Regions from separate parts of the Homo sapiens genome. Here region 2 is linked to region 1. Evidence: chromatin contacts called from ENCODE Hi-C data. All regions are on one chromosome and are shown on one strand. Each heading gives the region's core, a stretch centred on a gene start or an enhancer-like site at or near the end of the contact. The rest is flanking DNA. Distances are from core to core; before and after follow the strand shown. Region 1 overlaps FAM107B (family with sequence similarity 107 member B). Region 2 holds the start of DCLRE1C (DNA cross-link repair 1C).

The links. Hi-C counts contacts between places; a loop is a spot of excess contacts on that map. Pooled maps may share reads with other maps.
Region 2: a loop to region 1 is called in a map of OCI-LY7, with 4 times the contacts of the local background. The contact joins the promoter of DCLRE1C here to the enhancer-like site in region 1. A Hi-C loop is called at or near these places in 2 of 168 maps with a recorded cell type or tissue (B cell and OCI-LY7), 15 of 37 single-sample maps with no recorded cell type and 6 of 50 pooled maps.

The regions. Positions count from the first base shown.
Region 1 is chr10:14,748,392-14,756,118 of GRCh38, reverse strand. All of the region lies in intron 1 of FAM107B (family with sequence similarity 107 member B), which reads left to right. Among named protein-coding and RNA genes, the nearest start is that of FAM107B, 23 kb to the left of the region's middle. RefSeq lists an enhancer at 3,737-4,654. Within about 2 kb of position 4,383, at least 22 of the 41 ENCODE cell types and tissues checked have a DNase peak (open chromatin) inside an H3K27ac peak, as active enhancers do; they include B cell and OCI-LY7, where a contact is called at or near this core.
Region 2 is chr10:14,949,103-14,956,829 of GRCh38, reverse strand. DCLRE1C (DNA cross-link repair 1C) reads left to right here and starts at 2,734. Exons shown (of 14, transcript NM_001033855.3): 1 at 2,734-2,928. The coding sequence starts at 2,820. It also overlaps a transcript of MEIG1 not described here. RefSeq lists a silencer at 2,543-2,622 and enhancers at 2,641-3,368, 3,369-4,097.

The DNA of each region.
Region 1 (7,727 bases), core at 3,134-5,633:
TTTGTTCAATAAACATTTATTAAGCTCTTCCTATGTGCCAGGGCCTGCTCTAGGTGCCAATCATAATAGATAAAAAGGAAAAAAAGAGCCCCTGCCCTTAAATTTTTCACAGTCTGGTGGGACAGTCAGACACATAAACAAATATATAGTAGTGTATATTTATTGGGTTTTGGAGTCAGAAAAGCCTGAGCTTTAGTCCCCCACCAACGTGCTCAATGGATATTGAGCTCATCTCTTAAACTTTCAGAGTAAAATTTACTCTTCTGAAAATTTGGGGATGGGGTGTAGATAAGAAGTTTCTAAGGCAATGATGTCACATTTGTCTCTAAAATTTGGAGCCTTTCATGATAATTCAGTGTCCTGAGTTCTTTCCTCATCATCTTAAAGATATAAACACCTTGTGATTATGGATTTTGTGCTGAGTTTCGTTTCGGTGAGTGAAAAGGTGTTCTCTGGAGAAGGATGGATGAAAAAGGAATCAATGGTGAGATTTCTAGAGAGAATAGTTACAAGGGAATTGATTGACAGGATTAAATTGAGGATGATGGTGTGTAGCATGGTGTCTACAGAGCCTTTGCCTGGGGAATCTTACTTTCTTTTCTTTTTTCTTTTTTTTTTTTTTGAGACAGAATCTCACACAACCTCTGCCTCCCAGGTTCAAGCAATTCTCCCATCTCAGCCTCCTGAGTAGCTGGGATTACAGGCACCCACCATCATGCCCAGCTAATTTTTGTATTTTTGTAGAGATGGGGTTTCACCATGTTGGCCAGGTTGGTCTTGAACTCCTGACCTCAGGTGGGGAATCTTACTTTTGATTCTATGGCTGGTAGTTCTACTCTCCTATACCCAACCCTGGCCTGCTACCTAATGGGACTTGTTCATGCTCAAAATAGATTTCTCCAGGACCCTTGAATTATTTTAAGTTTCATTTAGACCATGGTTGGTGTTAAATACTCCACAGAAGTGTCAAGTCATGAAACTACTATGTTTATGACTTGGCTCAACTGGTTGGTTTTTAAGTTTCTATTCATCTAAAATATGCTTTTCTCTGGCAATGAAAATATTGTCAGGTAAATTAAACTGCCATTAAAGCAGCTCTTGACTCAATTCCTGGCCCTGGTAAGCAGAGATGACCTCAGAAACGCAGTTAGGAATCAAATCCAAGCTTGGTGTTAAGAACTACTTTTCATTTTCCCCAGGTCTGTATTTTATCTTTGACTTGATAATTTTAAAAGGAAAGATGTTTGTGAATATTCAGGATGTAATGGATTGCAATAAGGAAAATAAAATTATCCGTATGGTTGCAGAAACACAGCAGATGTGCTGTACCTATCAAGGTGCATCTGCATCTTACAGGCACAAATCACAGCTCAAACGACTAAGAAAAGTACAGCTTCTGTTACTGAAAAGGCCAGAGTCAGGGCAGGCATCACAGTGGCTTGATGCAGTGGCTCAAAGATGGCACCGAAGACCAGCTCCTTCCACGTGGCCTCTGCTTTTCACGATGTCAGCTCCCTTTAGAAGCTGACTCCCCTCTTGCTGGCCACATGGCTGCCAGTAGTTCTGAGGGTTTTAGATCATCACATCCTCGTTCAGCTGGAAGAGAGAGATGAGCAGGGAGAGGGCACATTCCTTTTCCAACCATAGAAAAACTCATGGACTTTCTTCTGTTGTCCTCGTGTTTAAGGGATAAGACCACTCTGCTTGGATTAGTCAAGTCAGGTCTCACCTCTGGAGCTGGGAGTGACGAAGTCTTTCCCATAGCACATTGCCATTCAGCAGGACAGGGGCACCGTGGACTCAGAAGAGGCTCCACGACCCCTGCAGATGCATTTCACAAATTATTTGGATTCATTTTCCCTTTAAGAATTTTCACTGGTGGCCGGGCAAGGTGGCTCACGCCTGTAATCCTAGCAATTTGGGAGGCTGACACGGGTGGATCACCTGAGGTCAGGAGTTTGAGACCAGTCTGGCCAACATGGCAAAACCCTGTCCCTACCAAAAATACAAAAATTAGCCAGGCATGGTGGCACATGCCTGTAATCCCAGCTGCTAGGGAGGATGAGTGGGGAGAATCGCTTGAACCCAGGAGGCAGGAGTTGCAGTGAGCTGAGATGGTGCCACTGCACTCCAGCCTGGGTGACAGCAAGACTTTGTCTCAAAAAAAAAAAAAAAAGAAAAAAAAGACTTTTCATCTATGATATAAAAAATTGGTTAGTTGGATTCAAGATTTTTTTTTTAGCCATAGTATTTGTTATATTTTATATAGGTGGGGGGAAGATGTTGAAATTTGGGGAAACAAATCATAAAATACTTTCTCTGGTTACTAAAATGGAAATGTTAAGCATATTTTCTTCTCTTCTTTGAGAAACAGTAAAATTTATCATTCTCATGGAAGAACAGATGTGAAGTAAAAAATTGAAGTAAACAAAAGTCAGTCATGGAAACATTTACCCTTAACTTTTTATTTCATTCCTTTCCCCTTATTTCCTTCCCAACCATCTACACACAACAAACATAATGGATCTGAGGAAAACTGAAAAAGATGAGCTCGATTTCACTTTGGGAGTTAACTAAGCACCAGATAATTACACTGGTGCTCTCTGGTAAAATCTAGAAGTTCTTCCTGTATATTGTGAATTTCACTTGAGCATCAGCAAGTTTGAGGAAGACCTCCCATGATGAAGGTGTTGGGATAGAGAGGGAGAGCTTGGTTTTTAATCTAATCTTCACGGCTTTGATGTAACGGGGTTTTAAGCTCCCATCCATCACTCCTTGTCACCATTGCTATCCTGGTTAGGAGCCAGTGGCAGAGCTTGGGTTGTTGGGAAAAGGGTGATCATAAAAACTTTTTATGTGTGTATTGATATGTATGTGTGTTTCTGAGTGTATACCTTTGTGTGCAGTGTGAACATGCGTGTGTGCTCTGCCTGTGTTTCTGTGTGTTGTGTTTGTGTCTGTGTGTGTCTACACACTGACAACTACGATCACTCTTTTTACCATCTTTTTGGTAATGCCATAAATAGCTTTTGAGCTAGAAACTTTAGAGGGTCAGCTTTGTACTTTGGGAACACTGATACTTTATTAAAATTATACTTAGTGGATAAAATTACTCAGTCTTGGCATTTCTCTTATACAATGTGCTATTTGAATGGCTAAGCTTTTATGAGTCATTTTTTTTTTTTTTGAGACAGGGTCTTGCTCTGTTGCCCAAGCTGGAGTACAGTGGTGTGATCACAGCTCACTGTAGCCTCAACCTCCTTGGCTAAAGCAGTCCTCTGGCCTCAGCCTCCAAAGTAGCTGGGACCACAGGCATGTGCCACCACACCCGGCTAATTTTTGTATTTTTTGTAGAGATGGGGTCTCGCCACATTGCCCAGGCTGGTCTTGAACTCCTGTGGCTCAGCAAGCCACCTGGCTCCATCTCCCAAACTGCTGGGATTACAGGTGTGAACCACCAAACCTGGCCAGCTTTTATGAGTCTGATGCATTCATCTTATAGTCGCCAACAGATTCTTTCCCACACAGAGGTCCCACATACACGATGCGATTAAACTCCACAGCGTGGTTCACTTACATCAGGATTGACAGTTTGCGTCCTATACTAAAACTCTTCTTATTCACAACCGAGGTTTACTAGAACCTATATGTCTTTGTATCTGGACTACCTCCCAGAAAAGAAGCAAAACACTCGTCTGAATGTTTTGCTGGTAGAATGGGATAGGGAAACCTCTCAGGGTACAGGATCGAGAAACTGCAAAGCTGGATGCCTTCCAGGCACTCTGTCCTTCCTCCCTGGAGGGAGGCTCAGAGATGATCACACTGCAAAGAGGTGAGTGAGGGGCAAAAGGGGAGAAGCCCTCAAGTCAGGGAGATTGGTTGAGTCCCTTTTTCCAGGCTTCACTTTCCAGGCTGAGCACAAACAGGAAGGATGGATTGCCTGTCTCTCTGGCCACAGCCCATGGCTTAGGCTCCCTGCGGGAGTCTGCTGCCTCAGCAGATGGGATATTGGGAAACCAACAGGCTGGGAGTGACATCAGTCTGAAATGGAAAAAAATCCTCCTTGGCCCAGTAAATATCACAATAGGGAAACCAGTGGGTATTTCAAAAACACCAGAAACCCAGAGCAAGGGAGGTGCCATGGATTAAACCTATTTTCTGATTCCCTTCATTCATTTTGCAAACTTCTCACCTTCCCAGCCATTTGGGAAACTCACTGGTCTTGTTCCCAGCCCTTTACCTCCTTTGGAGGCGGAAGTGGAAGCCCAGGCCTGGGCTTCAGTCTCGGTGCGTTACAACCTTCTCTCAGCAGCCTGGCACTTCCTCAAGCTCTTGGCCCTGCAGCTCTTGCGGAACACAGAGTCAACTCTAGAAGCAGCTGTGTAGGGTCGATAGATCTCTGGGGATCCCAGGACTCCTCACAGTTTTTTCAAATAATTTCCTTATAAGGAGGCCGGGAGTAGTGGCTCACGGCTGTAATTTCCATCACTTTGGGAAGCTGAGTTGGAGGATCGCTTTAGCCCAGGAGGTAAAGGCTGTAATGAGCTCTGATCACATCACTGCACTCCAGCCTGGGTGACAGAGCTGGACCCTGTCTCTAAGAAAAAAAAGAAAAAAATCCCATATAAGTTCACTCTATTCAACTTGTCTTCCCTGGGAGCTCTGCCCAGTGCTTCGAACAGCCTAGGTTTTCAGACTCCCCTTCTCAGTGGTGGTTTCCCAGCTGGACTGTTCTGCTCACAAAAGCAAGCACAGGCCATGCTGTATGGTCCAAGCACACTTAGCTCCTGGCAGGACAAGGGCTGTGTATGAGAAATTGTACAAACATCAAACATTTTCCCAAAACGTCCTCTCGTTTTAATAATGAAGAGTTGCATTGGAAACCCATGTGTGCATCCTCCTTGGGGAGGCTGGGGTGGGGTCTTTGTGTCTGGATTCCGCCGCTCCCCTGGGACCCTAATGAGGAAGGGAGGCAGCAGATGTGCAGAGCCCATCTGCCCAGCTGGGGCCCATGTGCTTCCTCCTCATTACCTAGCGGATGTCAACAGCACATGGGGCCAGGCCCCTCCCAGATGTGCCACCATGGAAACCATGCCTTGGGCAGGTCTGCTCCTGATTGCTGAACTGGAACAAGAGTGAAAAAGCTGGAGGCCAAGCTCCCCCATCGTGCCCACCCCTGATTCCTCATGGTACCCTGAGGGGTGTCCAGCATCTGCCCATGCACCCCACAGCCTTCAGGTCCCCACTCTGTCCCATCCCTCTCCAAGAAGCCACCCTTGGAGCCCCCTTCCCGTCTAGAAGCATGCACCACCCAGGTAATTTTTAAAATTTTTTTGTAGAGACAGCATCTCACTGTGTTACCCAAGCTGGTCTCAAACTCCTAGGCTCAAGCAATTCCCCCATCTCAGCCTCCCAGAGTGCCAGGGTTACAGGCATGAGCCACATATCCAACTGAGACTAGAACGGTGTTGCCTTTGATAGCTTTGCAGTGCTATTTTATTGTTTTTGAGACAGAGTCTCACTCTGTTGCCCAGGCTGGAGTGCAGTGGCGTGATCTCAGCTCACTGCAACCTCCCCCTCCCGGGTTCAAGCGATTCTCCCGCCTCAGGCTCCCGAGTAGCTGGGATTACAGGTGTGCACCATCCCGCCCAGCTAATTTTTGTATTTTTAATAGAGACAGGGTTTCACCATGTTGGCCAGGCTGGTCTTGAACTCCCGACCTCAAATGATCCACCCACCTTGCTCTCCCAAAGTGCTGGGATTACAGGCTTGAGCCACCATGCTCGGCTTGCAGTGCTTTAAAAAAATGCTTTTCTAGGGAGTTCTATGTTTATGTCTTTCCGTTACGATGTGGCTCCCCTGGTTTCCAAAGACACCCCATGCCCCAAGTCTTGGCTTTAGCCACAGGCAGTTGTCTCTGGGGATACCTTTAGAAGACGCTTGTGGGTGAGAGCAATTCTTCTTCCATAAGAAAGCCTTGAGGATGCTACCAATGGGTTTTCATCCTGGCTTTGCCTCCATATTGTTCTTCTGGCCCAGGGTGATTTTTTCCTGGTGCCCTCCTCGCTGGAGCTGTTCGCTTCCAACTTCCGGAGTTCCCAGGTGCCTTAGGCCCCACCCCCTCGCTCTTCAAGATGGCCTCTGAGGTGCCTCCTGCATGGCAGCCTTCCTGGCGTTCCCAGGTGGGATTAGACCTATCTTTCCTTCCCTGTTTCTGACCTTAGGTTTCATTCTCTCAAGAACTCTTTGTGGACGTGCTAGTGGCTCTCATGACCCCTCCATAACACATTTGTGTTGGCATAATGTGGTTTTGGAACTGTGCCTTTTCTCAAAAGACATGGTTGCTGGCAATTTTAGGGACTTCAGCGGGATGGTAGGGAGGATGGTGCCCCTGCTCCCTGGGATGGAAGAGGGCAATGGGGAGAGATGGTCCAGATAGAGGGATATGGAATAAGCAGCTCCTGGGCTGCTGGCTCGGTTCCCATCTCTGCGAAGGCCTCGCTGTGGCTGGGATGTGAACTTTGGTCATGACTTGGTTCTAGTAAGGCTGTTACATTATTCATTTGACCAGGGAGAAAGGGTGCTAGGGCCAGGGGAAATTATTATATAATGAAGTATGTGTTTTAGTAAATGGATGAACTCACATTCTAGCTTTGATATGCTGAGTAGATTTTAGCCAGGAAGAAGGAACAAGGCACTGCCAGATTGATTGAGAGGGGGAAGGGGAAGGAGGACCTCACTGGTGGGGCGGAGCTGACAGTGCATTAGGTCACACGGAGGGCACAGCCTTCCATCCGGCAGTCACCCCTCAGAGTCTCAATCAGGCCCTGGATCCTCAGACAAGCTGGCTTTTAAGAGTCTGGCAGATCACACAGTCTGGGTTTTTGTTTCTTCTAAGTGGCATTGTTTCCTGGCTTATAAACATAGCCTTTCCACCTTGGCAATTCATCCCTTCCGGAAAGGGTGGCTGGCACTAAGCTCCAGCCTCTCGCAGCCCTTGGATTGTCTCATCTGGTGCTGAACTCCGAGCACACCAGAGAACACAGAGGCTTGGGCTCTACGAGAAGCATTCTGGCTCTTTTTCTTATTTTAAAGGAAAGTTACTCTAGATCCCAAAGGTATAATCAGATCTATTCTTACACCCTGCTTTGAGGAAGAAGTGGGTAAAATCCAGGCCAGTGGGCGCTTAAGCAAGGAGGCCACATGGTCCCTCTGGGGGTTGCTCAGGCCTTGAGGGCCCTGGAATTTTACCTGGTTTTCGTTGTGCTACATCTTGGTGACAAGCTGTACCTTCAAAACCTCTCGGTATTAGTCAGGGTTTGTAGTTGCAAGCAATAGAAATGGAGTCACCAGGACACTGGAGAATTAGGCTCTGGGCTGACATCCAGGGACCACACCCCAGACTGCTGCAGACCCAGCCTGGTGACCGCTCTGCTGCAACTTTGACCTCAGAGGCTGCAGCCTGGTCCTCTGATTCTGCTGGCTGGCAACACCAGACCACTGTTGTCGGGCCAAGAATGCAAATTTGCTTAGTGGCCACTGTTTCCAGTTCTTCTACTTTAAGCTGCTAGCTTCCCATTCAGTCTTGGGGTGGGGACATACCTCAGATTGTAAGAAGTCAGGTCAGAGCTAATGCCACAGATACAGGAAAGATGGGACTAGTTAGCTACTGATATCATCAGCATCTAGATTGGGAGGTAGGCTCTGCTTCCTCCTGAAACTCAAAG
Region 2 (7,727 bases), core at 1,485-3,984, 200 kb before region 1:
GGCCTCCCAAAGTGCTGAGATTACAGGCAGGAGCCACCAGGATGGGCCACATTTTTTGTCTACTTTGCTCACTACTGTATCTTTAGTGTCTAAAATAGTGTCTGATACACAGTAGATGGTCAGTGAATGATTTGCTGAATGAATTAAGCTTCACCATCACATTTCCTGCAGTATTGCAGCAGCTTCCTACCTGAATTCCTGCCCCAGACTTCTTGAGTGTTGTGTTTTTTTGTTTTGTTTTGCTTTCGAGATGGAGTTTCGCTCTTGTTGCCCAGGCTGGAGTGCCATGGTCCAATCTCGGCTCAGTGCAATTTCCGCATCCTGGGTACAAGCAATTCTCCTGCCTCAGCCTCCTGAGTAGCTGGGATTACAGGCCCCTGACTCCATGCCTGGCTATTTTTTTTTTTATTTTTAGTAGAGACGGGGTTTCCCCATGTTGGTCAGGCTGGTCTCGAACTCCTGACCTCGGGTGATCCACCTGCGTCGGCCTCCCAAAGTGTTGGGATTATAGGCATGAGCCACCACACTGGCCCTGAATGTTCTTTAGACTCGAATCCAGTGGTTCTCAAACTTTAGGGTCCATCAGAATCACCTAGAAGGTGTGTTAAGCTGCAAACTGCCAGGCCCCACTCTCCCAGAGTTTCTGATTCACTAGGTTTGGTCTGGGCTATGCTTACCTATCTTGCCTATTTTCTATCCTGTCTTTCTCTTTGTCCTGACTCTATTTCCCTTTGTTTGTACTGTATCCATTGTGGAAAGAGGAGGAGATAAATAAGTGAGCAAATACATAAGATCACGAGCATTAACTTGACCTGCCTTTCCTGGAGCTCTACCGTGAGATTCTTCGGACACTAGACTCACAGCAGAATTTGTTGTTAGGTCTCCATAACCCTGCCAGGGCAGTTGTTCCCATGTGTTCTAAGACAAACCATCAAAGGTGTTGCCAGTAGTATACTAGCAGGATATTTTACCTCAATTAGTGATTATGTTGTGTATACCTTTCCATGTCACCCCTCCTCCCCCTCCTCAAGATTTCATGGAAATCTGTATTTGAATAGAACTCTGAGTATCATGGCTACAGGCACAAGCTGACATTCACTAGGGATGTCATTCTGTTTTGTTTTGTTTTTTTGAGACAGAGTCTCTCTCTGTTGCCCAGGCTGGAGTGAACTGGCATGATCTAGGCTCACTGCAACCTCCGCCTCCCAGGTTCAAGTGATTCTCCTGCCTCGGCCTCCCGAGTAGCTGGAGATGTGTGCCACCATGCCCGGCCGATTTTTGTATTTTTAGTAGAGATGGGGTTTCACCATGTTGTCCAGGCTGGTCCTGAACTCCTGACCTCAGGTGATCACCTGCCTCAGCCCTCCAAAGTGCTGGGATTACAGGCATGAGCCACTGAGGTGGGCTGGGATGGCATTCTGATTCCTGATTTCCCTGGTCAGAAATCTTTGTTCCTGGATTTGTTCTCACGTTACCTTGCGTCTCTGTGGAAGCATTTATTTGCCATATTCTGCAAACATGTTGTCGCCAGATAGATTGAATGCTACCCGAAGGTTTGTCACAGTGCTGTGCACAAAGTGGGACTTCAAGTGTTATGGAGGCCTGGAAAGCCAGGTACAATGGCTCACCCAGCACTTTGGGAGGCCGAGGCGAGCGGATCGCATGAGGCCAGGAGCTCGAGACCAGCCTGGTCAACGTGGTGAAACCCCGTCTCTGCTAAAAATATAAAAATGAGCCAGGCGTGGCGGCGCGTGCCTGTAGTCCCAGCTACTCTGGAGGCTGAGGCAGGAGAATCGCCTGAACCCGGGAGGCGGAGGTTGCAGAGAGCCGAAATCACGCCACTGCACTCCAGCCTGGGCGATAGAACTAGACCCCAACTGAATAAATAAATAAAATAAAGCGAAAGTGTTCTGGGTTGTTTGTGTTTAATTATACTAAGGAGATTTGATAGGAAGGAGCACAATAAATGTCATGGTGATTATTTGGTTTATTGTAATACAATAAAGGAAATACAATAAAAGGTTTAACAAACCTTTTCATAAAGTTGCTTTGGTTGTTAAAAAATTTTAGACCTTTCCTGCCATTTTTCTTTTTTTAAGTACATCATTCTAACTTCCTAAAAGTATAGCTCAAAAAGGTGGGGGCCCAGGGGAGAGGCCAGCAGCGAAGGCATTATTGGGATCTTATTTGCCCCAAGATCACGCAGAGATGATTTATTCAGTTTGTAGATTATATAAACGGAAGAGGGAATTAATAGTTCCTGAATCTACCATGAGTCAGATACAAACTTTCTCATACAACCCTCACGGTAATCCCACAAGGTTAGAAATTGGGAACAGAAGAGAGAGGGCGGGGAACTGAGCTCGGGTTTCAGGCTAGCAGCAGACAAGCAGGAAGCGGAACGAAGAATGATTTCTAAGCGCAGTTCCGCAGCCCACTCACCTCGTCGGCTGGGGCCACCTGCTCTGGGAGTTTCGATTTCCCTTCCCGCGACTGCACCTCCACAGACATGGGCAACGCCTTACCAGAGCAACACCTGTGTTTGTTGGGCGGGAATGAGCCTTGCACTGGGCAGGGCTCAGGGCCCATCGCGTGCAGCGAAGCGCGGGTGATTTAAACCCAAGCAGCGGGCGCCTAGAACCCGACCGGATGCTCCTTGACTTTGCCCCCGGTCTCCGGACTCCTCTGATTGGACGTGGCTGCGTTCGGCCGCCCAATGGCGAGGCAGCGCGCGGCTTCCCGGAAGTGGCGGCGCGGTCAGGGCTGGCCTTGGCTTCAGCTGCGGTTTTGGGGTCCCGGACTCTGGGATCGGCGGCGCTATGAGTTCTTTCGAGGGGCAGATGGCCGAGTATCCAACTATCTCCATAGACCGCTTCGATAGGGAGAACCTGAGGGCCCGCGCCTACTTCCTGTCCCACTGCCACAAAGGTGAGTGAGGGCTGCGCGTCGCCCGCTCCCGGGGCGCTGGGGGCTGGAGAGAGGACAGGAGGGGGCCGGCCCTGGAGCAAGGAGCTGCAGCCTGTGGGAAGCCAGCGAGGGGGCGGCCAGCACACGCCTTGTCCCAGTCGGGCTCTTCAGCCTCTCAAAGGCTTCATCTATTTTCGGATGTGGTCAACGCGGCGTAACGGCGCCTGCCAGTTGCGCCCCGGGCCGGCTTGGTCAAGCACTGCTAGTAGTTTCTCTTGGTAGCTTTGCTGGTGGCCGATGATCAGAGATTGGCGAGGGTTAGTACTTCCCTCAGAGCCTCGCTACCATGTATGAAGAAAACAAGTTTCAGATCCATTTGACCACACCCTCAAACATTGGTCAGCAAGCAGGAGACTCAGACACACACACAACTGTGGAACAGCCCGCCTAAGAGCTCCACGAAGTGCAAGCTCCTTGGCCTTTGGGTGTTCTGTCCGTATCCAATATGAAAGTTTCGTTCTAGTTTAGGTTGGAGGGATGTTTCCCTTCTAGATGGTATCAGGCAACCTGAAAAGCTACTATGATTTCACAGCTGGATCCTTTCACAGCTGGGCCGATTTAGGGATTAAGGTTAGAGTGTCGCTGATGCTCCAAGCAGAGATTGGAGCTAAGTTCCAGAGTTTAAATACCGCTAACTTGACAACCATTGTTCATTTTCACTTCTATTGTGCTAACAAGTCACTAACTTTTACCAGGGAAAACAGTTTTAATGCTCATTGTGCTAATTCGCCCAGCCATTAGTGTTAATTGGAGAAAATGATAAACGGAATCACTGGAGTTGCTGCCTCCTGCTGTGTGGCCTTGCAGCGTGCTGGAGCAGGAAGCTCCCACTACCCTGTGGAGTCAATCAGCGTAACAAACCTATCTGTACCTGCGCAGTAGGAAAGTATTTTAAAGTAAATTACAGGTATCCAAACACAGCCTTTCCTCACAGGGTTGGTGTGAAGGCCAGCTATGTTGTTTTGTGTGTGGAATCAATCACTTGGACTATAAATCGTTGAAGTTACTGCTTCTGCGAAATGTCTCTGCTTTTTTTTTCCACAAAGCCACCAGTGATTTCTCTTTAATGGGAAAATCTGGACCTCTTCTCGTGCGTTGCCGTATTCGCATCGTGCACGTCTTTGAGCATCTCCTTCTTCTTTTTCTTTTTTTTGGAGACAGGGTCTCCCTTTGTCGCCCAGGCTGGAGTACAGTGTGGCACATGCTCTCTGCTCAAGTAGTTGGGACTACAGGAGTCAGCCACCATGCCTAGCTAATGTTTGTATTTTTATTATTATTTTGAGGTGGAGTCTCCATCACCAGGCTGGAGTGCAGTGGCGTGATCTCTGTTCACTGCAACCTCCGCCTCCTGGGTTCAAGCGATTCTCGTGCCTCAGCCTCCCAAGTAGCTGGAGTTACAGGCACGCACCACCACACCCAGGTAATTTTTGTGTTTTTAGTAGAGATGATGTTTCACCATGTTGGCCAGGCTGGTCTCGAACTCCTGGCCTCAGGTAGATCCACCCACCTCAGCCTCCCAAAGTGTTAGGATTACAGGTGTGAGCCGCTGTGCCTGACACATTTCTGGTTTTGTTTTTCATTGAGAATCCACTGCTGGACGAGGATATGCCTATTTTTACTTTTTGTGTAGAGCCGCACTGGAGTCTCTGAACTCAAAATGGGCTAGCCAGGATTAAAGTATACTTCCGAAACTTGCACTTCGTGTTTAGGATGGCTGAGTTTGGAGAAATAATAAATCTAAAGGAATTTGAAATCATCATAAGTTTGTGCATTAAGCCAGAAATGGACTCTTCCCTACTGTTGAACAGTCTATAACAACTTTTTCTGTTCTCTGACCACATGTGGATCTGCTTAGTCAACCAGGACATAAACTCATCAAGGGTGAAAACACAACTTCTGCTTTTGGAGGTTTCTCACATTGCCTTCTGTTGGCTTTTCACCTTTTTGGGACACAGGCTTCTTTGATTATGATATGGACTATCTCCACAAAATTCATATGTTGAAGCCCTAACCCCCAAAGCGACTGTATTTGGGGCTGGGGCTTTTAGGAGGAAAATAAGTTTAAGTGGGGTCCTACCGTGGTGTCCTACTCTGATAGGATTAGTTTCCTTACAAGAGAAGGAAGAGAGAGGGCGCTCTGTCCTCATGCGGGGCCTAGGAAAGCCATGTGAGTGCATAGTGAGAAGGCGGCTGTCTGTAAGTTAGGAAAAGTGCCCTCTCCAGAAACCAAATCGCCCCGCATCTTGATCTTCCCAGCTTCCTGAACTGTGAGAAATACCTTTTTGGTGTTGAAGGCAACCAAAACACTACCTTTCCTTACAGCGCTGGTGTGAAGGCCAACTATGGTATCTATGGTATCTTGTGATAGCAGCTCAAACATGAGAAACTGTATGGACTCTTTTGCTAGAAAAAATGCATGGAAACCCATCCACATCACTTCCTTTTTTTTTTTTTTTTTTTTTTTTTTTTTTTTGAGACAGGGTTTTGCTCTGTCACCCAGGCTGGAGTGCAGTGGTGCGATCTCGGCTCACTGCAGCCTTCACCTCCTGGACTCAACCAATCCTCCCACCTCAGCAAGTACTCCCACCTGAGTAGTTGGGATTACAGACATGCACCATCATGCCTGGCTAATTTTTCTATTTTTTATAGAGAGACAGGATTTCCCCATGTTGCCCAGGCTGGTATCGAACTCCTGGGTGCAGGTGATCCACTCACCTCAGCCTCCCAAAGTGCTGGGATGACAGGTGTGAGCTACCACACCCAGCCCCACATCACATTTTGATATAATTCGGAGTAGGCTATGGACCCACCTGATGCTTATTTGTGGGCCATCTGGAAGCCAATGCTGTGTGCAGGGTGGGCTTTACTAAGCATCATCAGTAAGTTCTGAAAGATGAGAGGGCCCCCCGACCCCTGAGACCTGAGATAGTGGCCCAGGGTTGGGGAAATCCCCTAGAGGGGACAATTTATGATGGTTGCCAAGGAAAAGGAAAACCTCCCTGGAAAAGCAGACCTGGGTGCAGTTCCAGCCACACAAAGCAAACCCATCCAGTTCTTGTGACTACCAGCTGGAAGGGGCCTCAGGGTGGTGAGGATGGGGGACCATGATGCACCATGCAGGGTGCTGCCTGCTTAGTCAGTGTGGGAGCAGGATGCAGAGTCTGCATTCAGCCTCCTCTTTGCCATGGCGCAAACTCTTTGGAAACTCCAATTACGGAGAATGCTGCCCAGGGATATACCCATAGGCCCTAAAAGACTGGACCAGATATCCCTTGAGGGAATTTACCCAGTGGGAGACAGGTGGACTCTCCTGGAGGCATATATACAATCAAGGGCTGCCAAGTGACATGTGGTGACTGCTCTGCTTTCACTGGGTCTAATGATGGCCACACGACATATAAATTGAGGGGGTGCTTGTGTGTGTGTGTGGTGGTGCTCGTGGTAATTAGAATTGGTTTGGTTTAGCTAAGCAATTTATTGTTCTTGTTTTTTTTTTTTTTTTTTTGGTTATTATTTATTTTTGAGATGGAGTTTCACTCTAGTTGCCCAGGCTGGAGTGCAATGGTACAATCTCAGCTCACCGCAACCTCTGCCTTCGGGGTTCAAGCAATTCTCCTATCTCAGCCTCCCAAGTAGCTGGGATTACAGCCATGCGCCACCAGCCCCAGCTAATTTTATATTTTTAGTGGAGACAGGGTATCTCCGTATTGGTCAGGCTGGTCTCGAACTCCCAACCTCAGGTGATCCGCCTGCCTCGGCCTCCCAAAGTGCTGGGGTTACAGGCATGAGCCACCGCGCCCAGCCGTTTGTTTGTTTTTGAGATGAAGTCTCACTCTGTCGCCCAGGCCGAAGTGCAGTGTTATGGCCTTGGCTCACTGCAACCTCTACCTCCCATGTTCAAGTGATTGTCCTGCCTCAGCCACCCGAGTAGCTGGGATTATAGGGGTGTGCTACTATTCATGGCTAATTTTTGTATTTTTAGTAGAGATGGGGTTTTACCATGTTGGCAAGGTTGGTCTTGAACTTCTGACCTCAGGTGATCCGCCTACGTCGGCCTCCCAAAGTGTTGGGATTACAGGCAAGAGCCACCATGTCCAACTGGTTTAGTTAAACAATTTAGAGCTGTTTGATCATTGTTGTCTGGGCCTTTACTTGCTAAAGATTCAGAATATATTGGAATGCATGATATACTTAATGTAATAGTCGGTCTAATTGCTACCTTTCTGTTGTCTGTGTCTGTTAATGTGGAGCGCTGTGGAGCAAGTCTTTGTGGATAGTAATATTCCCCTTTCAATCCATCACAGTAGGCTGAGAAGATGACGAAACACTTACTCTGAACCTGAGTGATTTCCCAGCAGACTCCATGACCACGAACTTGAATTTCTAGATAGACTGATTTAAGTGGCAGAAAGTGAATGGGTCCCATAGAGCTTGGCTCGAAGGATGGTTGGATTGAAATGAAGTAAGAGTGGAGGGCTAGAAGCAGTTCTCATTCTTCTGTGGCTGCCCAGAGTGATTTAAACTCTGGCCTATGATGCACAGAATCACTCTCCTTTTAAATTGACTTGGATGGCTCAGAAATGGGCAGCCGGTCCTGTTCTGAGGAGGATTCTTCACTTGCAGAAGAAAGAGCTCATAGCCCATGTGAATCAATTCTTATAAAAGCAAACCTCATGGGTTTTCTCTTGAAGCTGAAAAAGAAGACGACTGTTTCCCTTGGGCTAAGGAATCCTCTGGAAAAACATATTCATGAGTTTTTG